Linked DNA regions of Homo sapiens: region 2 is linked to region 1. Evidence: chromatin loops called from intact Hi-C (ENCODE). Cell type or tissue: PC-3. All regions are shown on one strand. Each heading gives the region's core, and the rest is flanking DNA. Links, peaks and the distances in the headings are about the cores only. Region 1 overlaps TNFRSF19 (TNF receptor superfamily member 19). Region 2 overlaps LINC00327 (long intergenic non-protein coding RNA 327).

Region 1 (12,903 bases), core at 2,950-10,949:
GAATGGCTACTCCATAGACAGTACCCCTGAGGGCTGCTGGTTGCCTATGTTCATGGTTATGTCTTAAAGATATGCTAAACAAGGAGTGGATTATTCATGTCCTCTCCTTTTAGACCATGTAGGGTAACTCCTGATCTTGCCATGGCATTTGTAAACTGTTATGGCGCTAATAGGAGTGTAGCAGTGAGGATGACCAGAGGTCACTCTCATCACCATCTTGGTTTTGGTGGGTTTTGGCCAGCTTCTTTACAGCAACCGTTTTATCATCAAGGTCTTTATGACCTGTATATCTTGTGCCAACCTCCTATCTCATCCTGTGACTTAGAATGGCTTAACCATCTGGGAATGCAGCCCAGTAGGTCTCAGCCTCATTTTACCCAGCTCCTATTTAAGATGGATTTGCTCTGGTTCACATACCTCTGACAACAGGGGCATCTGTGACCTCTGCTTTTCCTAAAGGGGGCTTTGTGAACTTCAGTATTTAAAGGGGAAAGAGCAAGCAGGAGGGGGGAAAAGGGAAGAGGTGAGGCAGTGAAACCAATGCTTACATCTTGTGCAGCTCTGTCTAGCTTTAGTAAATCTACATTTCACATGTGAAAAGATGGAGTAGAGGAGAATGTCAGCTATGCATTACCTCGAGCACAGTAAATCTGCATTCTACGGATGATAAAGCAAGCTTGTGAAAAGAGGGAGCAGAGAGAATGAGGCTGTGAAGCCAGGTTGTGAAATTACAGCTGTTTAGGAAAACATTATCAGTGACTCAGTTCCCAAGCTTAACTTTCCCTTCAGCATAGTGAGTTTGGGTCCTGGGATTCTACTTTTCTTTCACACAACACTACAGTCACGAGGGAGCTGTTGCCTTTTAGTTCTAGGCCTTTAGAGAGCACCAAGTGTGCATTCTCTCACATCTGATCATCGGATCTGGGGATTCTTGCATTTTCCGGGTGGCTTCTCCCTCAATTTTATGCTTGGGCTTCGCCTCTAGTAGGCCTATTTATTAACCTAGTTGCCTCTCAGTGCATTTATGTGTGGTTAAAATATCCAAACAGCTCTCAGATGCAGCCAGAAGCTTTCTGTCACTTCAATAATGCCAGGATGCTGGGGAGCAGCCGGAGTAGTCTGGGAGACAGGAGGGCAAGGGTAACTCCTCCTGAGCTACAGAAGGCAATGATGCAGAACCAGCTGCAGGCAGGCTGCACGGGCTTTGCTGTCCTCCCCAAGCCAGGGGCCAGCCTTCTGGCCCCATGAGTTTCCCGTGGGGAGGCTGCTCAGCCATGTGAGGGCAGGGAACAAAAGCAGCAGCATCTCCACGACAAGGGTAGGGTGCAGACAGACACCATCAGGCTAGAGCTAGCTAGCTTTCAGGTGAAGGCGACTGGCTAAGATTTAGAAATGGATGCACAAAGCTAAGATTTACAAATGGATGTGCCAACACTCATTGCCCTGAAGGCTGGCCCCGATCTGGTGGTAGGGTTGCCTGGAGCTCCAGGCTGGGCAGGACCATGAGAGTGCATCCCAGGCCCAGGATAAAAAGGCCACGAAGGTGCTTGATGCAATCCACAGGCACAGGAAGGCCATGGCCGCTTGAGCGCAGTGCACTAGCCTTTTCAGCCTTGTATTCTCAGGACTCCAGTGGAGCGTTGGTTTGATGTCAGCAGGTGGTTCTGCTGAGTCCTAAACTTGCACCTGAAGCTCAGCACTGCCCTGCTGGAAATCAGGACCAGACCAACATGACCTAGATGTTGCGGAACGAGCTCAGGCTCAGTATTTCCAAACAGGAGAGAGACTATCCATCTTCACTTCTGGCAGGGGGCTGGTCCCTCCCAGTGATTGGGGATTTTCTGCTGCTGGAGAGAGGTCCACTCACCTCCCTCTGGAACTCCGAAGCTTCTGGAAGACTATTTTGGTTTTTATGTCTGTCACCCCTTCACATAGAGGTAAGTCGGTCCCCCATGGGGGAAGCTCGAGCCCCAGGGCAGGGCCCATTGGATGCCTGTTGGCCTAGAAATCTGCCCTGAGCCACCTCACCCGTGTCCTCGTGCTCCAGCCTCCCTGCACTTCTCCCACTCCCAGCACAGGCTGAGCCTTTCCACCTGCAGTTCTAGCATTTTCCACCCCTCCACTTGCCTGGTGAATACCACATGAGTCTTCATGGCCCAGTGCAGAGGACTTTCCCTCCCAGCTTCTGTGCCCCCTCCTCACTGTCCCCAGAAGGATTTGCACTTGTATTTTTACAATTAAGAGCTATTTTATTAGGGACAGGTTCTTGCTCTGCTGCCCAGGCTGGAGTACAATGGCTCTAACACAGCTCACTGCAGCCTCAAACTCCTGGGCTCAAGGATCCTCCTGCCTGGTCCTCCTGAGTAGCTAGGACTACAGGCATGCACCACCACACTGGCTAATTTTTTCTTTTCTTTTTTTGTAGAGATGGAGTCCCAGATTGTTGTCCAGGCTGATCCCAAACTCTTGTCCTCACATAATCCTCTTGCATCAGCCTTGCAAGGTGCTGGGATTAGAGGCGTGAGCCACCATGCTGGCCCAGGTCTACTTTATAAACACTTAAAAGGCTTGCTTTCCTTATATTTCTTCATATCTTCTCTGGCCCTGGCACTGTAGTTAGAACCAAGCACATGCTCTATGCTATATAAATGTATGTTGAGTGCATACATTAAGGACTGCCACAGGAAATGCATCTTACTAGAGTGAGTCTTCTGAGAGGAATTGGACCTGTGTTTAGAACTTCAAGGGAAATGATTCATCTCTGATCTGTGGAGGGGTAGCATGCCTTGCGGTGGCGCAGCCTGCCTCCCTAACCTGCTATTAAAAGATTGCTGGCAGAATGGTCTGCAGATCTTCTATTTACTGTAAATAATCAACCCAGGTAAGGAAAATCCCTCTACATAGTTCTGCTAGTTAAATTCCACCCCAAACAAAGCTACCAGAACACAGCTATTTCAGTCTTAAGTAGGAATAGCTAATGCCATTAGAAATTATGGAAAAAAGAATCCTCTCTCTTTATAGAACAAAAAATGAAACCTGCTTCAGAAGACCACCCATGGTTCTAGAGAAAGTGGTTTTGCTGATAACTTTTAAAAATTCAAGTCTTCTGGAGAGGTGAATTTCAAGCAGCCATAGATCACACTAATTCAAACGCCACTGGCCATTCATGACATGACCTACCCTTGGCCAGCTGACTCTCTGGAGTAGAAACCTTTCAACCCTCCGTTGGTTGAAGTGTGACATAACTAATGCTAGTGTGAACTGCTGCCTTGACTCAGCATAATTATATCCCTATAATTGCATACCAGGACTTACTGAAACTTGTTTGACATTATAGACAATTTTGAAACCTCTCAGACCACTGTTCACTTTCAAGACTGAATGATAAACTTAAGCTCTATTTACAGACCTTAGTCGGTGCCAAATTTGTTTTTAAAAAATGTAATTCCAGCAATTTGGGATTCCAGCAATCCGAAGTGGGCGGATCATTTGAGGTCAGGAGTTTGAGACTAGCCTGGCCAACATGGTGAAACCCCGTTTATACAAAAAAAAAAAAAAAAAAACCCCACAAAAATTAGCCGGGTGTGGTGGCATGTGCCTGTAATCCCAGCTATGCAGGAAGCTGAGGCAGGAGAATTGTGTGAACCTGGGAGGTGCACTCCAGTCTGGGTGACAGAGCAAGACTGTCTCAAAAAAATTAATTAATTAAATTAAATTTTAAAAAAAGAAATCAGACAATACCTTCTTAGTTTAAAATGGGACACATTCAGAATAAGTACCCAGTTGCAGAGACCTTAATAATAGTGGTAATAATGAAAATATGTCATTGTTATTACTGAGGGGTGACAGTGTGCTGGCAGCCCTTGCTCGCTCTCAGCGCCTCCTCAACCTCTGCGCCAAGTCTGGCCACCCTTGAGGAGCCCTTCAGCCTGCTGCTGTACTATGGGAGCCCCTCTCTGGGCTGGCAGAGGTCGGAGCCGGCTCCCTCTGCTTGCAGGGAGGTGTGGAGGGAGAGGTGTGGGCGGGAACAGGGGTTGTGCCCAGCACTTGTGGGCCAGTACGCGTTCTGGGTGGGCGTGGGCTTTGTGGGCCACACACTCGGAGCCGGCCCGCCGGCCTGAGCAGTGAGGGGCTTTGCACCAGGGCCAGCAGCTGCAGAGGGTGTGCCAGGTACCCCAGCCGGCGCTGTGCTCGAATTCTCGCAGGGCCTCAGCTGCCTCCCCGTGGGGCAGGGCTCAGGACCTGCAGCCCACCATACCTAAGCCTCCCCACAAGTGGACTCCTGTGCTGCGGGAGCCTCCCCTAGGAGCCCCGCCCCCTGCTCCATGGCGCCCAGTCCCATCCACCGCCCAAGGGCTGAGGAGTGCGGGTGCATGGCGTGGGACTGGCGCCTGCAGCCCCCGTGCGAGATCCATTAGGTGAAGCCAGCTGGGCTCCTGAGTCTGGTGGGGACTTGGAGAATCTTTATGTCTAGCTAAGGGATTGTAAATACACCAATCAGCACTCTGTGTCTAGCTCATGGTTTGTAAACACACCAATCAGCACCCTGTGTCTATTCAAGGTTTGTAAATGCACCAATCAGCACCCTGTGTCTAGCTAATCTGGTGGGGACTTGGAGAATCTTTATGTCTAGCTAGGGGACTGCAAATAAGACAACAATCAGCACCCAGTCAAAACGGACCAATCAGCTCTCTGTAAAATGGACCAATCAGCAGGGTGTGGGTGGGGCCAGATAAGGGAATAAAAGCAGGCTGCCCAAGCCAGCAGTGGCAACCTGCTCGGGTCCCCTTCCATGCTGTGGAAGTTTTGTTCTTTAGCTCTTTGCAATAAATCTTGCTGCTACTCTCTCTTTGGGCTCGCACTGCCTTTATGAGTGTAACACTCACTGGGAAGGTCTGCAGCTTCACTCCTGAGGCCAGTGAGACCACGAACCCACCGGGAGGAATGAACAACTCCAGACAGGAGGAACGAACAACTCCAGAGTGCCGCCTTAAGAGCTGTAACACCGTGAAGGTCAGCAGCTTCACTCCTGAAGCCAGAGAGACCATGAACCCACTAGAAGGAAGAAACTCCGAACACGTCCGAACATCAGAAGGAACAAACTCTGGACACGCCATCCTTAAGAACTGTAACACTCACCGCGAGGATCCGTGGCTTCATTCTTGAAGTCAGTGAGACCAAGAACCCACCAATTCCAGACACATTACTATAAAATAGTCCAGACCTCCTGGGAGAACCTTATTAGCTTTGAGTTATTTTTGTCAGAGAGTTGATGGATTTATGGTACCTATAAGCTAAACCAGTCTCCATGGACACCAGGAAAGTCCACATGCTCTGGGGGGGTTGGGGTGTGAGTGGGGGTGTCAGAGGGGGAAGAAGTCAATGTCCTTCCCTCAGAGAATCCAGTGTCAACAGCAGAAACTCACCTGCTGAGAAAGCAGGATGTAACTGTAACATTTTTTAAAGTTTTTTTTTTCCAGAAAGTTTAAAGTCCTCTCTCAAAATCTAATAATAGCCTTAAAAGCTTTACTGAGTAGAGGGAAGAAAAGGATTGCTGATCTGTGGAAGCCTCCACCTTCCTCTCTTTAGTCCTCCTCTGCAGGAGGACACCTGGCTGAGCTCCATCAAGGATACAAAACTTTCTCTTTAGTTCCTTCCCTCTTTGTGCCATAAAAGGGAAAAAATGAAGAGATCATGATAAGACCTTGATGCCAAAGCTTCTCAGGGGCCGCAGAGCACCTTCCACTAGCCCAATGCGCCTGGTTCTGTTCCCAGGCTATCCCTCACAGGTCACCAGTGAGGATTACAAATAGCCCTCCAAAAGCCTGAGGAGGCAGAGAGGGTTCCATCCCTCTCTGGAGCACATTTTTTAGTGACACAGCCTCATTATGTTGTCCAGGCTGGCCTCAAACTCCTAGGCACGCCTCAAACTCCTAGGCTCATGATCCTTCTGCCTCAGCCTCCTAGTATCTGGGACCACAGGCAGGAGCCGCTGCCTGTGCCGAGAGAGCAGAACTCTGCAAAACCCTCACACAGACTTCTGAAAAGAAAAAAACATGTCTGCATCCACAAAATCAGTCATTCTCTCACTGAACACATAAATAAGAATACCAGGTGATAATTTTATTCACAAATAAAAAAGGTATTACAAAACTAAGAAAATGATAATTTACACATTTATAAATTCCAGTATGCAAAATAGTAATGATGAAATCTAAATTGATATAAGCTACTATAAAGCAATGATGGTTTTCCTTTCTTTTTCTTACTAGCACAGACAATAGTGCTTAACCTAGGTAATAGCAATATTAACACATTATCTAAAGTAGAAAAATCTCTATTTAAAAATATATTCCATATACACAAAATTAGAAAATTCATGACTTTACTTGGTTGCTCTTGAAATCCTCCTCAGTCTTGTCAACGAGCTTCTGCAGCACAAGAAGCCACAGTGGTTATGCCCATTCAGCCACACGCATTACCCGACACAGCCCTCCTGACATCGGCACTCTAGCAGCTGAGTTTATTGAGTGCTATGGGATATTCCAACAAAGTGAAGTGCAAATTGCATTTTTTTCCTCAAATGTTTCCAAGGAGTGTAAAATATAACATTGTTGTATATTTCTAGAGTAGGTAGGGTAAAATGTCTTCATCTTGATAAAAGTTACCCAGGATTTACCAAATTCAGTAGCAAATGAAATCAATTTTCAACCCTAAGCACTTCTCTACTGATTGAAAATGATGTTTTGGGATTTTTGGCCAAAGTCTCATTCCCATCAGTCTGGCTTTCTCCAGCCAGTGTTTGTCCTTGAAGTTAATCAGGGCTCTACATATGGAAAATATATACAGGCTACACAAAGGAACACAGCCCTGCCTACTTTCATCATCTCTCTGTCATAACAGAAATGCAAACATCATCTCTCTGTCATAACAGAAATGCAAACAGACCAGATTTCAAACAGTGGCACGTATGTGAATCATGGTGAGGTCACGCGAGGAAACTACTTGCATTTTCATAGCCATTGTGTGGTCAAATCCTAAATATTTTACATGTCCAAAAGGCAATGTTCCTAAGAGTTCTTGACTACCAAAGGATCATTGGTTTATACTTAAAAAAAGAAGTAATACAGGAAAAGTCAATTAATTATGACTAGGCACTAGGTTGACATGACCGCTTGGGGCTACAATGAAACATTCTCATTTCCTATTTCAGGTGAGGGAATTGAGGTCATGAGATGTACCAGACACAGGCAAGCTAGTAAACACATATCAAAACCTAAAACTATGGAGAAACGGCCACAAGAAAGAGGGCTCATTAAATTTTACTAATCTGTCACAAACAGAGAAAACCATGGATAATACATGAGAAGATAAAAACATACTAGGAAAGACAGATACATTTTAATATTCAGTTTAAAAGTTAAAAGACAGTGACTTGGGCAGGGCAATTCCAAACCAAAATATCATAGTACCCTCGAACATACTGATGTTCAGAAGTCTAAAAAATATGCCCTGTTCAAGTAGGTCTTCTCCAGGGCATAAAGATTAAGAGTAAATGAACCATTCCCTGCTTTGTGACTGAACGGGGTTAATTTCTGTCTTAGCTCTAGAGACAATGCTAATGTGTAGATGGTAGGGGATGGAGCACTTTAATAGAAAGAAGCACCGTCCTCTTAAATCCAACACCGGATGGCTAAAGTAGGAGATGATGTGCTAACTAATCTTACACAATTGGAAGGAGCACGACAATGTCCTGGTCAAACTACACTAGGGCAGTTACAGCTGCTTCATCCAAACCCCTACAAATTGTGCATTTTCTTCTAGTCCTAACATGTGGTGTGTTCTCACGGAAGGCTACTTCAGTAGTAGGGGAACCTGATATGTTGTAATTTCTAAAGCCTTTAGTATAAGATACAATGCAAGTAAAAGGTCATTTATGTTTATAAATACCCTTTTTCTATAACCTTCTAAGCTCAGGCAGAGGGACAGATGCAACAAATGTTTCTATAGCAACTAATTTTCATATAAATATGCCAACCTTTGCATACAAGTCTCTACAATATGTGTTAATTCTGGGCAATGGGCTGCCCTTTCTCGACCACATTCCCTAGCCCAGGTGTTCTCCTGAGATCAGCGGGTGTTCATGAGACCGAGGCTGAGGTCAGAAGTGTGGATTCTGGAAAGAGCTATCCTCCTCTGTCTGATTCCTCTGATTCAGTAAACTTCATCTAATAAACCCAAGATTTAGGCAGGCAATATGAGGGCCATTCTAACCACCTATGCGAATCAGTTTAGATGATGAAAAAGTGTCCTTCTCAAATAGAAACACTCACTTTTGAACCCATTCTACATAAAAGCTAAGGTAATTTATCTGATATTTCATAGGCGGTATGAAATTATTTCTGGAAAGAAAAAGTATACTCTGGGTCTTCAGTCTTGTAAAACCACAATCACCATGAAAATAAGCATGAGGGCATTTCTGTTTCTTGTTATATGTCCACAATCTCATAGGCTGCCAGCTCAACCCATCCGTCTTTGAAGTCACTTTTGTGGCAGAGAAGCTTCTCATGTAGGAAAGATGCAGAGTATCATGAGTCGGCCTGGAGTCTTTTCTTGTTATTCATTGAGGTTTCAGCTTACAGCTGGTCTGGCTCAGAAGCAACTGGCTGAAAGGCTTCAAATGCCGTCAGTTTGGTTCAGATTTATTTTTGCCCCAGAAGCCATGCAAGGTCCAGACTGCTCAGTCCATAAGCCTAACAAAGGAGTACTCTTTGGGTTCCAGCACACGCTTCTACTGCAGAAAGAAGCAGGTTCTTTAAGCTTCCTAAAACAGCAACAGAAAGGAAGCTTTAGAAATAATGTCTTACAAGTTAAATCTGCTAAATTTCAATGGTAAAGAATTATTATGCATAACTTTTACTAGTAGTATACATGGATATAATAATAGCATATGGACAAGAAACTCATTCAATAGTATCCAAATATCCAGCTACCCATGTAATCTCAGGATAAAATAAATATTTTCATAACAATTCGTAGTCACCCAATAACTGCAGAGTACTTAAAAGATGATACCGTAACCCATAGCAATCATAATGTATTAACAACAATTCTTTTGTGGGCTTTCAACCTTATTCAAACATTTAAAGCTTCTTTCTTCTATACTGTGTTCCTTTAAAGCATTTGTAGGTAAATATTTTAGGATTCTGTATTTCCTTTCTTTCAAAGAACAAAGATGAATGAATAGTACCATTCTTTATCTGCCAACTTAGTCTTTGAATGTACTTCCATTAAACTATTAGAGAATGTTCAGAAATAGTTGGGAATAAGATTTCTCTTATAACAATCTCCCTAGCATACTCACAGTCCTTATCGGGAGAATATCCTCAGCAAAGTGTAGCCATTAGACGTGTCCTCATCACAAAGGGCACTGACGTCAATGCCGGGAAGGGGACAAGTGAAACCACTGAACATTAATTTCATGTATTAACCCTTCACTAACTTACCACTAATTTGGCATTGGTGACATACCAGGTTAAGTGTATGCAAAAAAATTATTCCTAGGTCTAAGGAGATTATTTAGAAGTAAAATCTTATGAAACACTTCCAATAACAGGAGATAGTTTTATCAAATATGTTGATTAACTGACATGATTATAATAACTACATGAACCCTTCTGTGGGAGGCAAATTATCCTCATTTTGCCAATAAGGAAAAAGTAGACATTTCAATAGATTGAAACACTAGAACCCAGGGTCCTCTCATATGTTTTCTAACCTTCTTTCTGTCTGTTCCTGTTGACATTTTAAATGTTGCATTAAAAACAACTTCAAGATATGCTTTTCCTGTAGGTAAACAGGCTGGCTTTGTTCTCTCAAATATCTCAGCAAAAAATGTTCCAAATATCTCAGTTTTGTTCCCTTCTGGAGAGATGTGTATAGGAAAAACTTGATTAAAATTGAGTCATACAAACTAAAGAAGGCTCTCACACCTATTTGCTTTATCTGGAACCATAACTATCATCAGATTATGGGTCATCTTAAATCACCCACAAGAAAACTAGTGTGTGGAAATGCAGGTTGTGTAAACAAATGCATCATGCGCTGAAATCATGGCCTTACACCACGTAAAGACAGAAGTGCTGTTTGGCCACAGCTGCTCCTTTTCCACCTCCCAGATGGACACATGTTGTTTTCCTGAGCTATGAACGAGCCCACATCATGGAGCCAAGCTAATTGAACACAAACCTGTGGAATGGATAAAATTAACAAGAAGCCCTGTGCTTTGGTTCATAATAGTGAGCTGCTGAAATCAAATTATTTTATTTTATTTTTTAAGAGACAGGGTCTTGCTTTGTTGCCCAGGCTGGAGTGCAGCGGCGTGATCCTAGCTCACTGCAGCCTCAAGCCTCAAACTCCTGGGCTCAAGTCATCTTCCTGCCTCAGCCTAAAATCAAATTCTTTATGAGATGTGAATGTGTCCTCTAGTTGGAAAATTAGCCTGTTGGGGGAAATGTGGGTTGGAATTTAGATTGGGAAAGAAAAACAGAAGCAAAACTACTTGAGTTAAACACTTGGTTGGACCTTGAAATAAAGAGGAGGACCAGGCCCCCAAAGGCCTGAAGTAGCTTAAGGTTCATTTGCTACATTTCACAGATTAGTAAGTGCAACTAAAGTTTTTTTTTTTTCCAGCATCTGGAAATGATTATCTCGTAAAATGGGCTCAAAATATTATTCACTATTATAGGGGAAAAATCAAAATGGTTTATATTTTAACGCTTCCTTTTTTAAATTCAATGTCATACTTAGATTTACCTAAATTAATCTAACAATTATAGGGCTACACATCTTGAAAAGTTAGTAAAAACCTTTCATTAATAAATTATTATACTGTGCAACTTGAGTGTAATATTTTCTCATCAGGTTCAGTTTAGATATAATTGTAACTTTCTTTTCATAATGATTTGAGTTGAAAGTGTATATAAATCATGAGAACTACCTTGCATGTCTTTGAAAAAGAGTTAGTAAGTCATGATATGCCAATCTCATCAACTAAAACATGTTTCTAAAATATCATGTTCATACAGCTGTGATGACAGTGCTTATCAATCCTGTCCCCGCCACACCACCAACATACACAGAAAAAAAGCAGGCAATGAGTTGGCTCCGGGATGACCTCGTATGAAGACGTTTCATTCCTTAGTCTTGGCAATTGACATCACAAACTTGGGTACAAGCTACAAAATTAAGGTGAGTGGTAATTCTGTTTCCTGACAAAACTGAAAAACAGTCATTAGTCAGCTGGCAGCACCGTAACCCTAGTTCTTCAGATGATCTCCTAACAAGAGAGGCACGGATGATGCACTAGACATGGCGAGGGCCCCTCATTTAGTGCTGCTGGGAGGCAGCTGAGCCCTCTGTTGCTGAGCAGGGGGGTTCCGCCTGTTTCTAGCATCCTCTGATCCGTCAGTGGACGCTCTCTGCTTTGAAGGACTTGTTACCTGCTCTCGGCTGCTGGGGCCTCTCAGTTCCTACGTTGTGTGGGGCACAGTCCATTCTTGAGACTTACACTCAGCTAGGTTAATTCTTAAGTCTTTTCTTATTTATTATCATAACAATTTTACAAATTATGGATGGCTCAAAAGAACAAGATCAGTGAACAGCCTTTCCTAACTCCAGGCAGAGCTCAGAGGTAGATACTTTGTATGTGTTAACTGCCTAATTTGTTTTTCCTTCATTCACTCGTCTCCCTTCTCTTACTTCTCCATTCCCCCGTTTTGAGAATGAAACCAATTTTTTCCCTCCAAAGCTAAAAAATGTTTTGTCTATAGAATCCCCTAAAAGTTCTCCAGATAATTTTTTTTTGTACTTTAAAAAAGCAAACAAGGTGGGAAGATGGCTTGAGCCCAGGAGGACGAGGCTGCAGTGAGCTGTGATTGCTCCACTGAGCTCTGGCCTGGGCGACAGAGAGAGACCCCGTTTCAAAACCCAAAAACCAAAAACAAAAACAAGTACTGCAGACTTAGATCAGTATGTAACTTATGAACTGATCTTAAAAGGAACATATCAGCGTTCACACTTTGACTCTGCACTAAGTCTCTGATATAATCAGGCCAGGATACAGAATGACATGGAAGTGAGGCCCCTCTGGAGCAGGCTCAGCTGCCTCCTCAGCACCCACAACCCTGATCTGGGGCAGGGAGGGACAGGCAGTGAGAGCAGCAACCTCTTTGTGGGGCAGAGTCTTGTGGGCCTGGGAGCTGGACTGTTGCTGTGACTCTGCCCTTTTACACTCAAGGCTTGACACTTTTCTCCTAGAACTTAACACTAACAATACATGCACTCCCATTTAAGGAAATGTTTACAAACATTAGGTCAAATTCAGCAAAGGCCACATCCTCACCTGAAGAAAGCAGAGACGTGCCCAGTTATCCCTGAATCCTTTGCTGCCTCCAGCTTTGCAGCACGCAGAAAGCCCCCATCTCTCTGCAGGTGCCACCCTCGCTCCACCCAAACCTGATCTTAAACCATTCCACCTGAGAGGGTCTTATGACCTGGTCTCAGGTCACAACCAACAATCAATTTCCAGCCAAATCAATCAATCCGGTAAAGCAGAGTGATCCAGAAAACAACAGCCAAGGAGAGAGGAGGGAAAAGAGCAGCTTTAGGAGACCAAAATTCACATAAACTTGGCAGTGAATGAAGTAGATTTAAGTATTGGGCATAAGTAATATATATATAATAATAAGTATATATAACAGGAAGAAATGAAGGTCAGGAATTGTCTGCAAGATGCTCCCATACCCGACTCACCTCTCTCAACCAGGGAAGGAGGCAGCAGGTGCTGTGCTAAGTGGTTGTACTTACAAAGAGGAATAAAAGAATGCAGCTGTCCACTTTGCT
Region 2 (12,903 bases), core at 3,097-11,096, 200 kb after region 1:
GATGAATTTAGAAATATAGTATCATTTACATTACTTTGAATGAAAGTTTAAAAATGAATATTCTGAGCTTAATAAAATGTTTTAAAAATCTCTTCTTCCACCTTATCAACATAATTCTGTGAGGCTAGTTTTGTACAGTGTAGATTATAAAAACACAACATTAAAATAGGTGACAGTAGTAAAAATGGCAGATTAAGAACATCCAAAATTTTGTTCCTTCGTAACAGTAATGAAAAAACTGGCAAAGAAAAGCAGAATCCATTTTTTCAACTCTCTTGGCATTAACCAAAGACTTTCAGCCATCCAGGGAGCATTTATTCAAGAAAAATATCTGAATCTTGGTAAGAACTGTAATCTTTACAACATTTGAAACTTACCTTAGGCCCATCTCCCACTCTTCAGCTCAGCAATAGCCTAGAAAAATAACAACTGCATTCCAGTATTAAAGGATCAGAACAGAGCTGGAGCTCATTCAAAGCCTCAGTCCCAAAGAACTGACATTGTTTGATCCATCCTTAGAAGGCTCCACTGAAAAGGTACATTTTTACTTGATGTGGTTTGAACTTGCCAAGTGTAAAAAGTCTCTCCCAGGGGTTAAGAGGCATTTATTGAAAATAATTTTAGGCACGTCTTTTAACTATCAGGCTGCATGAGATGGATGATAGTGCAAACAATAGACTAACCAAGAAGATTAAAGGGAAAAGCTGTGGAATAAGATGTCCATAGGAGCTTTGAAATGCTCTGACATATTCCTGAGAATTTGGAAGGTCAGGGGCATATGTAGGCCTGTGGGCATTCTGAAGAAAGAGCTGAGGAGGCCTGAGCTCTCACTTCTTGGTGACCTTAAGGTTCTGCACAAGCAGAAAGTAAAGGCTAAAACAGCATTGTGAACTGCCTGGTGGAGTGTTAAAGGTATGATCCAACATGTATATAGTAACCCATGGCAAAGATTTAGAGGTTTATTGGTTCCAGCATTTAAAGAAATCTCTGTTCAATCATTAGATGTCCAATCACTAAGCTAATTGATAACTCCCATGACCACATATAATAAACAATACATACTTTATAGAATTAGTTCAGAAAAGCCATGAAATAAATAAAAACAACATTTAAAAGCAAGGAGCAACAACACAATTCAGCAGGGAAGAATATGATTTTCAGACTTGTAATATTATATTTTTTTAAATGTCAAAATTTCAACATAAAATTGTGAGACATGCAAAGAAACATAAAATTATGTCCCATACACACACACGGAAAGCAATTGATAGAAGTTGGCCCTAAGAGGCCCAAATGTTGTGCTTACTAGACAGAGAGTAAAATTAGCTATTTAAACATATGTTCAAAGAGTTAAAGGAAACTATGTCTGAAGAACTGAAGCAAAGAATGATGTATTTGTCCATTTTCACAGTGCTATAAAGATACAACTTGAGACTGGGTAATTTACAAACAAAGGAGGTTTTATTGACTCACAATTCCACATGGCTGGGGAGGCCTCAGGAAACTTAGAATCATGGCAGAAGGGGAAGCAGGCACCTTCTTCACAGGGCAGCAGGAGAGTGAGGGAGAGACAGAGCAATGGAGGAACCATCACACACTTATAAAACCATCAGATCTCATGAGGACTTTCTCACTATCATGAGAACAGCATGGGGGGAACCGCCCCATGATCCAATCACCTCCCACAAGGTCCCTTCCTTGAAACTTGGGGATTACAATTCGAGATGTGATTTGGGTTGGGGCACAGAGCCAAACCATGTCAAAAGATAACTATGTTTAACCAAATAGAGAATAAAAATGGGTCAAAATTATTTAAAAAATAGTAATTCTGGAGTTGAAAGCTAGAATAAGTGAACTGAAAAATAAACCAGAGGCACCCAATAGCACATTTGATCAGGCAGGATAAAAATAATCAACAAACTTGAAGATAGGTCAGTTGAGATTATCCAGTCTGAGGAACAGAAAGAAAAAACAGGCAGAAAAATGATTAGAGACTTGTGGGACACTATTAAATATATCAACATATGCATAATGGAATCCCAAAAGGAGAGGTGAGAGAAAGTTTCAGAAAGATTACTTGATGAAATAATGGCCAAAGCTCCCTAAACTTGATGAAAAACACTAATATATACATTTAAAAAGATCAATAAACTCCAAGTATGACAAACTGAGAGAGATCCACACTGAGTCACATTATATTCAAACTGTTGAAAGCCACAGACAAAGAATCTTAAAAGCAGAGAGAGAGAAGGGACTTGACCTGTATAATGGATCCTCAATAAGATTAACAGTTTCTCATTAGAAAGCATGGAGGCCAGAAGGCAGTGGTATGGCATATTCAAAGCACTGAAAGAAAATAGCTGCCAACCAAGAATTCTATATCCACAAAACCATCTTTCAAAAATGAAAGAGAAATTAAGCCATTTCTAAACAAACAAAAGCTGAGAGGACTTGTCACTAGGATACCTATCCTACACGAAATACTAAAAGGAGCCCATTAGGCTGGACTTAAAGGAGAGTAAGCAGTAACTCAGGTCTACATGAAGAAATAAACGAAATAATAAAGATAAACTACATACAGATGAATATTAAAAATAAATAGTATAAGTGTATTTTTTGCTTGTAATTCATTTCCTTCTCCTATCTGTTTTAAGAGACAGCTGCATAAAGCAATAATTATAAATCCTTGTTGACAAGCATATAATGTATAAAGATGTAATTTGTGATGATAATGGCATACAGGAAGGGTAAAAAAAAGCTATATAGGAACAAAGTTTTGTAGACTATTGGAGTTAAATAATATCATTTGATTTAGATAACATTGTTATTAAGTAAGGTATTAGTGGTAATTGCCAAGGTAACCACTAAGAAAGAAAACTCAAAAATATAGTAAAAGAAATGAGAGAATTAAAATACTGTATAAGAAAATATCTATTTAACACAAAGGAAGCCAGTAATGGAGAAATGTAGAAACAAAAGAATAAAAAGGTAGAAAACAAACAGTAAAATGGCAGATGTTAATCCTAATTTATCATTAATTACATTAAATATAAATAAGCTACATATTCTAATAAAAAAGCAGAGATTGGAAAAAAGATATTTTTATTTAAAATTTTTTTCCTTCTTTCTTTTTTTTTTTTTAATAAAGCAGCTGTCTACAAGCTAGAAAGATGTTTTTAATGGCCCAACTATACACTGTCTACAAAAGACACACTTCAGATTCAAGGACATAAATAGATTGAATGATCAAGAACAGGAAAAGATACACTATGTAAACAATAATAAAAACAGAGATGGAGTTACTATAACTGATATGTGGTGAGATAGATTTTAAAACAAAAATTATTACTAAAGACAAAGAAGGGCATTTTATAATGAAAAAATGTTATTCAATAAGAATATATAATAATTATATGCATACATGTACCTAAAAGAACAGCTCCAAAATGCATGAACAGAAACTGACAAACTTGAAGAGAGAACTATTTCATGTATTTTAGAGCTTTTCTCTTAGGTAACAATAATAGTTGGATATATCATTACCTTACTTTCCATAGTTGATAGAACAACTAGACAGTATATCAGCAAGGAAACAGAAAACTTGAAAAACACTGTAAGTAAACTAAACCCCATGGATATCTATATCACTACCCTACAACAGAACAATACAAACTCTTTTTAAGTACTTTGGAGCAGTCTCCAGTATAGATGATATTTTACAGCATAAAACAAGTCTCAATAAAACTAAAAGGGTTGAAAACATAAAGTATATGTTCTCTGACCAAAATGGAATGAAACTAAACATCAGTAACTGAAAGAAATTTGGGAAATTCACAAATATGTCAACACACTTTAAATAAACAGTAAGTAAAACAATACATCAAAAGAAATTAAAGCATAATTTGGGATGAATGAAAATAAAAACACAATGTACCAAAATGTGCATGCAGTTAAAGCAGTGCCTAGAAGGGAAATGCACAGTTGTAAATGTGTACATTTAAAAAAAAGAGGGTTGGCCAGGCGCAGTGGCTCGTGCCTGTAATCCTAGCACTTTGGGAGGCCGAAGCGGGTGGATCACGAGGTCAGGAGATTGAGACCATCCTGGCTAACACGGTGAAACCCCGTCTCTACCAAAAATACAAAAAATTAGCTTGGCGTAGTGGTGGGCACCTGTAGTTCCAGCTCTTGGGAGGCTGAGGCAAGAGAATGGCGTGAACCCGGGAGGTGGAGCTTGCAGTGAGCCGAGATGGCGCCACTGCACTCCAGCCTGGGCGAAAGAGCAAGACTCTGTCTCAAAATAATAATAATTTTAAAAAACTAAAAAAAAAAAAAAAGGCTGGGCACAGTGGCTCACACCTGTAATCCCAGCACTTTGGGAGGCCAAGGCGGGTGGATCTCCTGAGGTCGGGAGTTCGAGACCAGCCTGACTAACGTGGAGAAACCCTGTCTCTACTAAAAATACAAAATTAGCCAGGTGTGGTGGCACATGCCTGTAATCCCAGCTACTCGGGAGGCTGAGGCAGGAGAATTGCTTGAACCAGGGAGGCAAAGGTTGCGGTGAGCCGAGATCCTGCCACTGCATTCCAGCGTGGGCAATAAGAGTGAAACTCCATCTCAAAAAAAAAAGAAAAAAAAAAAAGAAAGAAAGAAAGATCTTAAATCAATAACCTAACATTCAACCTTAAGACATGGGGCAAAGTAAACTAAGCCAAAGCAAGCAGAAGAAAGGAAATAATAAAGATAAGAGCAGAAATTAGCGAAAGACAAAAGAGAAATACAACAGAGAAGTTTAACAGAATAAAAAGTTGGTTGTTTGAAAAGAGGAACAAAATTGACAAAGTTTATCTAGATTCACCAAGAAAAAAGAGAGAAGACTCAAATTACTAAATTCGGAAATGAATGAGGGGACATTCCTATGAACCCTACAGAAATAAAAGGGATTATAAGGCAATACTGTGAGTAATTGTATGCTAAAAACATTAGATACCCTAGAAGAAACGGACAAATTCCTAGAAATACACAAACTACAAAGGCTTACTCAATAAGAAACAGAAGATCAGAGTAGATCTAGAATAACTAAAAGGATTAAATAAGTAATTGGAAAACTTCCCAAAGAAAATCTGAGGCCCAGATGGGTTCACTAGTGAAGTCTACCAAATGTTTAAAGAAGAAATAAAAGTAGGACAGGAGGAAATACTTTTTAACTTATTCTATGAGGCCAGTATTATCTTGATATCCAAACTAGGTAAATATAACAAAAGAAAACTGTAGACTAATATCTTTTATGAGTATAGATGTGAAAATCTTTTAACAAAATAACAGCAAACCAAACCAAGCAGTATATAAAAGCATTATTCATTATGACCAGATAGGATTTATCTCAGGAATGCCATGGTGCTTCAACAAACAAAATCAATCAATGTTATATACCACATTAATATAATGAAGAAAAAGAACCCCATATGATCACCTCAATTGACTCAGGAAAAGCATTTGACAAAATTACACCCTTTCATGATGAAAAATACTCAACAAACTGGGGATTGAAAGGAATGTTCTCATCCTGATAAAGGGCATCTATGAAAAATCCACAGTTGACATCATACTTAATGGTGAAAGACTGAAACAAAACACTGTACTGGAAGTTATACCCAGGGCAAGTAGACAAGAAAAAAAAAGGCATCCACAGTGGAAAGGAAAATGTAAACTATCTGTATGTGCAGATGACATAACTTACCTATAGAAAACCTAAAGAATCCATATTACAGCTAATGAGTGAGTTCAGCAAATATGTAGGATATAATACCAAAATTTACAAATCAATTGTATTACGCATTAGCAATGAACTGCCCAAAAATGAAACTGAGAAAATAATTCTATTTATAATAAAATCAAAAGGAATAAAATACTTAGGTATAATTTTAACAAAAGAAGTATAAGACTTGTTAATTGAAAACTACAAAATATTGTTAAATTACAGAAGACCTAAATAAATGTAAAGACATCCATGTTCATGGATCAAAATACTTAATATTGTTAAGATGGGAATACTCACCAAACTGATTTACAGTTGCAATGCAAATCACTATCAAAATCTCTGTTGATTCCTTTTTTTTTTTGCAGAAATTGACAGGCAGATACTAAAATTCATACAGAAATGCCAGAGATATAGAGTAGGCAAAATAAACTGAATAAAGAATAAAGTTGGTGAATTTACACTTCCCTATTTTTAAACTTGCTACAAAACTACAGTAATGAAGACAGAGTAGTACTGAAATAAGGATAAACATGTAGAACAATGAAATAGAATTGTGAGTTCAGAAATAAACCCATGCATGTATAGCCAATTGACTCTTTTGTTTGTTTTTTGTTTTCAGACGGAGTTTCACTCTTGTCACTGAGGCTGGAGTGTAATCGTGTGATCTCGGCTTACTGCAATCTCCACCTCCTAGGTTCAAGCAAGTCTTCCGCTTCAGACTGCCAAGTAGCTGGGATTACAGGTGCCCACCATCAGGCCCAGCTAATTTTTTTTTGTATTTTTAGTAGATACACAGTTTCACCATGTTGGCCAGGCTAGTCTCAAACTCTGGACCTCAGGATCTGCCCGCCTCAGCTTCCCAAAGTGCTAGGATTACAGGCATGAGCCACCGCACCTGGCCAGCTAATTGACTTTTGACAGGGGTGTGAAGATCATTCAATGAGAGAAAATAATCTTTTCTACAAATGGGTGGAGCAACTGAATATCCAAAGGTAAAAGAATAAATTTGGACCCCTAGCTCACACCATGTTAAAATATTTTAAAAATGGATAGTGTAGTGCCTGCTACTCTGGAGGCTGAGGTGGGAAAATCATTTGAGCCGAGGAGTTTGAGGTTGCCGTGAGCTGTAATTGCACTGCTATACTCCAGCCTGGGCAACAGAGCAAGACCCTGTATCTTGAAAGAAACAACAAAACACACATTTTAAAAAACCACTAAATTTAAAAAGAGCCCAAAGTATAAGACTCTTATATGAAAATGTGTGTAAATCTTCATCATTTAGGCATTAGTTTCCTAGATATGATCCCAAATGCCTAAGTAAACAAAGACAAAAATAGACAAATTGGATTTCATCAGCATCACAGCATCACAGTGCATTAAAGGACACTATCAAGAGACTGTCCTAAAGAAAAGAAAACCCACAGAATGAAATAAAATACCTGCAAACCATGTATCTCATAAGCATCTAGTATCTAGAATATATGAATGAAGCTCTCTGACAACTCAACAGTAAAAAACTCCATTAAAAAAGTGAGCAAATGATTCGAACAGACATTTCTCCAAAGAAGGCATACAAATGGCAACCAGGTATTTGAAAAGGTGCTCAACATCATTGATCATCAGAGAAATGCAAATCAAAACTACAATGAGATATCATTTCAGACACACTAGAATGACTATAATAATAATTTTTAAAAGGGAAATAATATTGGCAAGGATGTGGAAAAATTGGAACTCTAATAAATTGCTGGTGGGTATATAAAATGGTACAACCACTGTGGAAAACAGCTGGTTCCTAAAAAAGTTAAACATACAGTTCTCATATATAACCCAGCAATTCAATTCCTAGGGATATAGCCAAGAAAATGAAAATGTATGTTCACACAAAAGCTTACATTTTAATGTTCACAGTAGCATTATTCATAATAGCCAAAAAGTGGAAACAACTCAATTGTCCACTAACAGATGAATGAATAAATAAATTGTGGTCTATCCACACAAAGAAATACTATTCAGCCACAAAAAGGAATGAATTACTGACACATACAACAATGTGGATGAACCTTGAAAACACTATGCTGAGTAAAAGACGTCAGACAAAAAAGGCTACATGTTGTAGCCTTTTATTCCGTTTATATGAAATGTTCAGAATGGGCAAAACTATAAAGAAACAGAATAGATTAGGAAGTGTTCAGGGCTGATGGCCGGGAGACTGGGCAATGGCTGCCCAAGAGTATGAGATCTCCATTTGGGGTGATGAAAACATCCTGGAATTAGATAGTGCTTTTGGTTGCACAAATTGTGAATATGATACACTGAGAACCACTGAATTGTGCACTTTAATTTTTTTTTTTTTTGAGATGGAGGTTCTCTCGTGTTGCTCAGGCTGAAATGCAGTGGCACAATCTCAGGTCACTGCAACCTCCACCTCCCGGGTTCAAGCGATTCTCCTGCCTCAGCCTCCCAAATAGCTGAGATTACAGGCATGCACCACCTGCCCAGCTAATTCTGTATTTTTAGTAGAGACGGAGTTTCACCATGTTGGTCAGCCTGGTCTCAAACTTCTGACTTCAAGTGATCCACCCGCCTCGGCCTCCCAAAGTGCTAGGATTACAGGCGAGAGCCACTGTGCCCTGCCAATTGTTTGTACACTTTAAAATGATAATTTTATGATACGTAAATTGTATCTTAAAAAACAAGGGAAAAAATACGTAGAAACAGTTTAGACATGCATTATCTTCTGTGAATAGCATTGTCAACAATCCAACATAAATTAATTAAAAAACAAGAATCAGGCTCATTTTTTACAATAAAAGCTTTTGATATTTTTATACATGCTGTTTATTCAAAACTTATAGGTTTTCTATATGGGAAATTACAATTCCTTTCATAACCTTTTGTTTAGTTTCAATGGTAGAATGACACAAATATTTTAATGTAAAAATGATTGGCTACTTTAATTGCCTATACACACACTTTCAATAAGTATGTACCATTTTTGTAATTCTTGTCTTTTTTTCTATTTTAAATTTGTTCTGATAACATTGATTGAAATATAATATTTTGTCTAGGGGCCGGGCACGGTGGCTCATGCCTGTAATCCCAGCACTTTGGGAGGCTGAGGCGGGCAGATCACGAGGTCAGGAGATTGAGACCATCCTGGCTAACACGGTGAAACCCTGTCTCTACTAAAAATACAAAAAATTAGCCGGGCTTGGTGGAGGGCGCCTGTAGTCCCAGCTATTCAGGAGGCTGAGGCAGGAGAATGGCATGAATCTGGGAGGCAGAGCCTGCAGTGAGCTGAGATGGTGCCACTGCGCTCCAGCCTGGGTGACAGAACGAGACTCCATCTCAAAAAAAAAAAAAAGAAATATAATCTTTTGTCTCTTGAGTCTGGTAATAAAACATTTGGGCTTGTATTTTGTGTGCCTTTGCTTTTTAAATTTTATTTTTCTAGTAATTTATTTCTACTATATTTTAAAAAGTAACCTTCTGCAATGGATTTGAAATTTTAACACAAAAGCTGGTCCTTCACCACAGATGCTTTGCGAAGCACTTGTGTGGGGCACCTGGATGTGGACGGAGTACTCTGTAATAAATTATCTACAACAGAAGATTTACATCTTCCTAGGTAAATGTGTGAAATTCCTTCATTCTTTATCTTTTGTAACAGTGACAATGTTGACCTTCCAGATGCTCTGGAAGGGTGGGAAAGGGAGGGGTGACTGGCAGGGCTGTGACATAGTGGTGTACATATTCCATCATTCCCTTTGCTTCGCTCCTTCTCTTTCAGGTCTCCAATAGAGGAGGCTGGCTCCTTCTTACAGAGCCTCCAACAACGATTATATTCTGGGCTTCAGCATCCTTCGCTTGCCTGTACATTAGCTTTCTTATTTTATTTTATTTTATTTTATTTTATTTTATTTTATTTTTGAGACAGAGTATTGCTCTGTCATCCAGGCCGGAGTACAGTGGCGCGATCTCGACTCACTGCAACCTCCGCCTCCTGGGTTCAAGCAATTCTCCTGCCTCGGCCCCCCGAGTAGCTGGGACTACAGGCACACCCCATCACGCCCGGCTAATTTTTGTATTTTTAGTAGAGATGGGGTTTTACCACATTGGTCAGGCTGGTCTCGAACTCCTAACCTCAGGCGATCAACCCACCTTGGCCTCCCAAAGTGCTGGGATTATAGGCGTGAGCCACTGCGCCAAGCTTGTACATCAGCTTTTTGTCCTCTGGAAATGTGTTGAAATTTCTTGTCTACTGATACCCTTCCATGCTTTTTTTGTTGCATGAGTTTATTCCTCTTTGTATTTCTACGTTGTCATTTCATTGGGGTCTCAGGAGGGACACGAGGTAAACACATATGTTCAGTATGTCATCCTGAACTAGAATAGCCAGGTTTTGGTTATGGAAAATAATAATGCTGAATGTTTTTTGTCTAAGCATACATTTTCATTTCTCTGTGTAGATATTTAGAAGTGGATGTATTTAACTTACTGAGTCACTGACAAACTGTTTTCCAAAGCGACTGTATCTTTTCTACATTCTCACCAGCAATGTATAAGGATTCCAGTTCCTCTAAATCTTTACCAGAATTCAATATTTTCAGTTTTTCTGATTAGAGACATTCTAGTATGTGTGTCATAGTATCTCAGTATGGTTTTAGTTCGCATTTCTTTAAGCACTGATAATGTTGAGCAACTTTTCATATGCTTATCTGCTATCATAATATATTCTTTGGTGAATTATCTGTTCATATCTTTTGCTCAACATTTTGAATTGTCTTTTTTTAATGGAGTGATAAGAGTTCTCTATTCTGATGCAAGTCCTTTTTCAGACACATGATTTGCAAATATTTAGTCTTAGCTTGAGACTAAACTTCGCATTTTCTTTTTTCTTTTTTTTTTTGGAGACGGAGTCTCGCTCTGTTGCCCAGGCATTACAATAATAAATTTCCCAATATTAAACCATTCTTCAATTCCTAAAGTAAATTCTATTTAGCCTACTCTTTTAATATGTGGTTAAAATATTTTTATAATATTTTGTGATTTTACACCTATATTCATAAAAAGATCATAGCTTCGCGTCTTTTTAAAGGTTTTTATCTTTTGTTATTAAGATTGTTCTTGCTTCATAAAATGAACTCAATAATTGTCTTTGTTTTTTCTCTATGTTTTAGTACAGCCTGAATAGCCTATGAATGATGTATTATCACAGAATTTAAAGACATTTACTTCTAAAGCCCCTTAAGTCTAAAATCATGGTTCTCAAATCTAATTGCATATTAAAATCACCTGGAGAGCTTTAAAAACTCTCAATGCACAGGCCACACCCCTGATAAAAGAATTCAGAATCTCGGATGTAAGGATTTTTAAATGCAAAATAAAATGAAAGGCTCAATAGTTTATAAAGTTTGTGCTAGATCTAATCTTTTCTGGTTTTGTCTGTAATTGGTCCAATAGTAAATATTGATTCATCTGTAATTGTTCTGACATCAACTAATGGTGTCCATAGCAATAGCACTACAAGCCAGTTTCTCTGCCTTTATCTCGCTTTAATTGTACACAAAACTAATAAGGCAAAGCACGTAATATAATAACTATTTTAAAAGCAAATGAAACAAACTTTGGAAGGTTAAGTGGCAAAGCCGCTTGACTCCCATCACTTTGGCATTTCAATCAATAATAGAGTCTAAAGACCAAACAATAAAACAATGGTTAACATAGAAAAAAAGAAATACGAGTTCATTAACTAACCAGGAGATCTTATTTCCAAAGAGTAAATCTGATTACATTGTTCCTGTTTAAAACCCTTCAATGGCTTCCTTATGCCTAAAAGGAAAAAAAAAATCCAAATTCCTTTGTGTGGCATAAGAGGTTCTTTGTGTAACACAAGATCTGGCCCCTCATCACCTCTCCAGTCGTATTTCTCAAAAGACCTCTCTTGCTTCCTATACTCAGTCATGCAAAATGTTCTGCAATTCTCTGAATGCCCTGGCTTTTCTTTTCCTTTTTGTGCCCATGTCTGTGCCCAAGTTATTTGCTTTTTCTGAAAGATCTATCTTTCAAAACCTTCTTTTCCCTCCCTCCCTCCAACCCTGTTGACCAACTTATCTTTTAAAGTCTGATTCAGTTTCAGGGCCATCTCCTCCGAGACCTTCCTTCCTGACTGCTTCTCGAGTTCCCCTATAAAACAGTGACTGCCCAAAGAGCAGCAACAGTTTGTAAATCATTCCATTCATGCTGCCTAGAACAAAGCTGCAGTTGTGTTTAGTAAAGGTTTATCAAATGGATGAAGACTGGTCACTATTAGTCTTGACCCCTTCTATTTGAAATATGTGAAATACACAAAGTAAAATATAATTTCTGATAGGGGCTGATATCAGGAACTGTAGGAGATCTGTCCATTGAACCCAAGGTCTTACCTATTAAATCTCTACTGTTGCCAGTCTGCGCTCCTGGATTTTCAAGGGGCTCCGTGGAATTGGGAGGCTGATGAAGCTGGTGACCACCCTCCGTAAGCATGCTGTGTTGGTGATTCCAGTGCTTACTCCTTTCCTCAAATGTGGTCATAAGAAGTCAGGAAAGTCAATATGCTTTCACTAGGAAAAAAGGAGGAAAGCCTGCTTTAGTTGGTTGTTACATTTTTGATGAGGCGAAAATTCAAACAAAACTGTAACCACAAGGACCATTAATTGTTCTTTCCTGCTAATAACCATAGTTAGCCAATTGGATTGTGAGTGTGTGGCATGCTTGTATTGTGTATGTGAGTAGGGAATGCACGTGCGTTAAAGTTCACATGTGCTTAAGAGCTTAGACACACCCGCAATTTGCAAGACAGCTTCATGTCCTGATGTGGCCAAAGCTGTGTAAGAAGCCTGAGCTGTAATTACTCCGCACAAATTTACATCCTGGGGTACTCACATCATCCTGTGGTCTGTATGCTCTGTGGCTACACACCTGGCTGAGAACAGAATTAATGATGAGAAACGTGCCTGCTTCTCTGCATAAAAGATGATGTCTGAGTAGAAGGTCGCCAAGGGAGGATTAAGAGCAAGAATGCGAGAATGTGCTCAGGAATCCGTGCGTGAGATGATGAGCTTGTGAGCTGATGTTGATTCTGTGCAGTTCCCAGTGTCTTA

Evidence for each region. Hi-C counts contacts between places; a loop is a spot of excess contacts. Peaks named below come from ENCODE experiments on the same cell type or tissue, not always from the same donor. Only the 100,000 strongest peaks of a DNase experiment are listed, where the experiment ranks them.
Region 2: it touches region 1 in a loop (3-fold over the local background); 2 of 110 quality-filtered maps call a loop at or near these places.

Annotation. Positions count from the first base shown.
Region 1 is chr13:23,669,293-23,682,195 of GRCh38, reverse strand. It overlaps TNFRSF19 (TNF receptor superfamily member 19), which reads right to left. Exons shown (of 10, transcript NM_148957.4): 10 at 6,103-8,824. The coding sequence ends at 8,816. Among named protein-coding and RNA genes, the nearest start is that of TNFRSF19, 110 kb to the right of the region's middle. In PC-3, for the core only: no CTCF peak of the experiment used is centred there; DNase peaks (open chromatin) are centred at 6,965 and 8,585; H3K4me3 peaks cover 334 bases; H3K27ac peaks cover 5,691 bases.
Region 2 is chr13:23,469,974-23,482,876 of GRCh38, reverse strand. LINC00327 (long intergenic non-protein coding RNA 327) reads right to left here. Exons shown (of 3, transcript NR_038995.1): 1 at 12,686-12,903; 2 at 12,187-12,363. Among named protein-coding and RNA genes, the nearest start is that of LINC00327, 6.9 kb to the right of the region's middle. In PC-3, for the core only: no CTCF peak of the experiment used is centred there; no DNase peak of the experiment used is centred there; H3K27ac peaks cover 1,131 bases.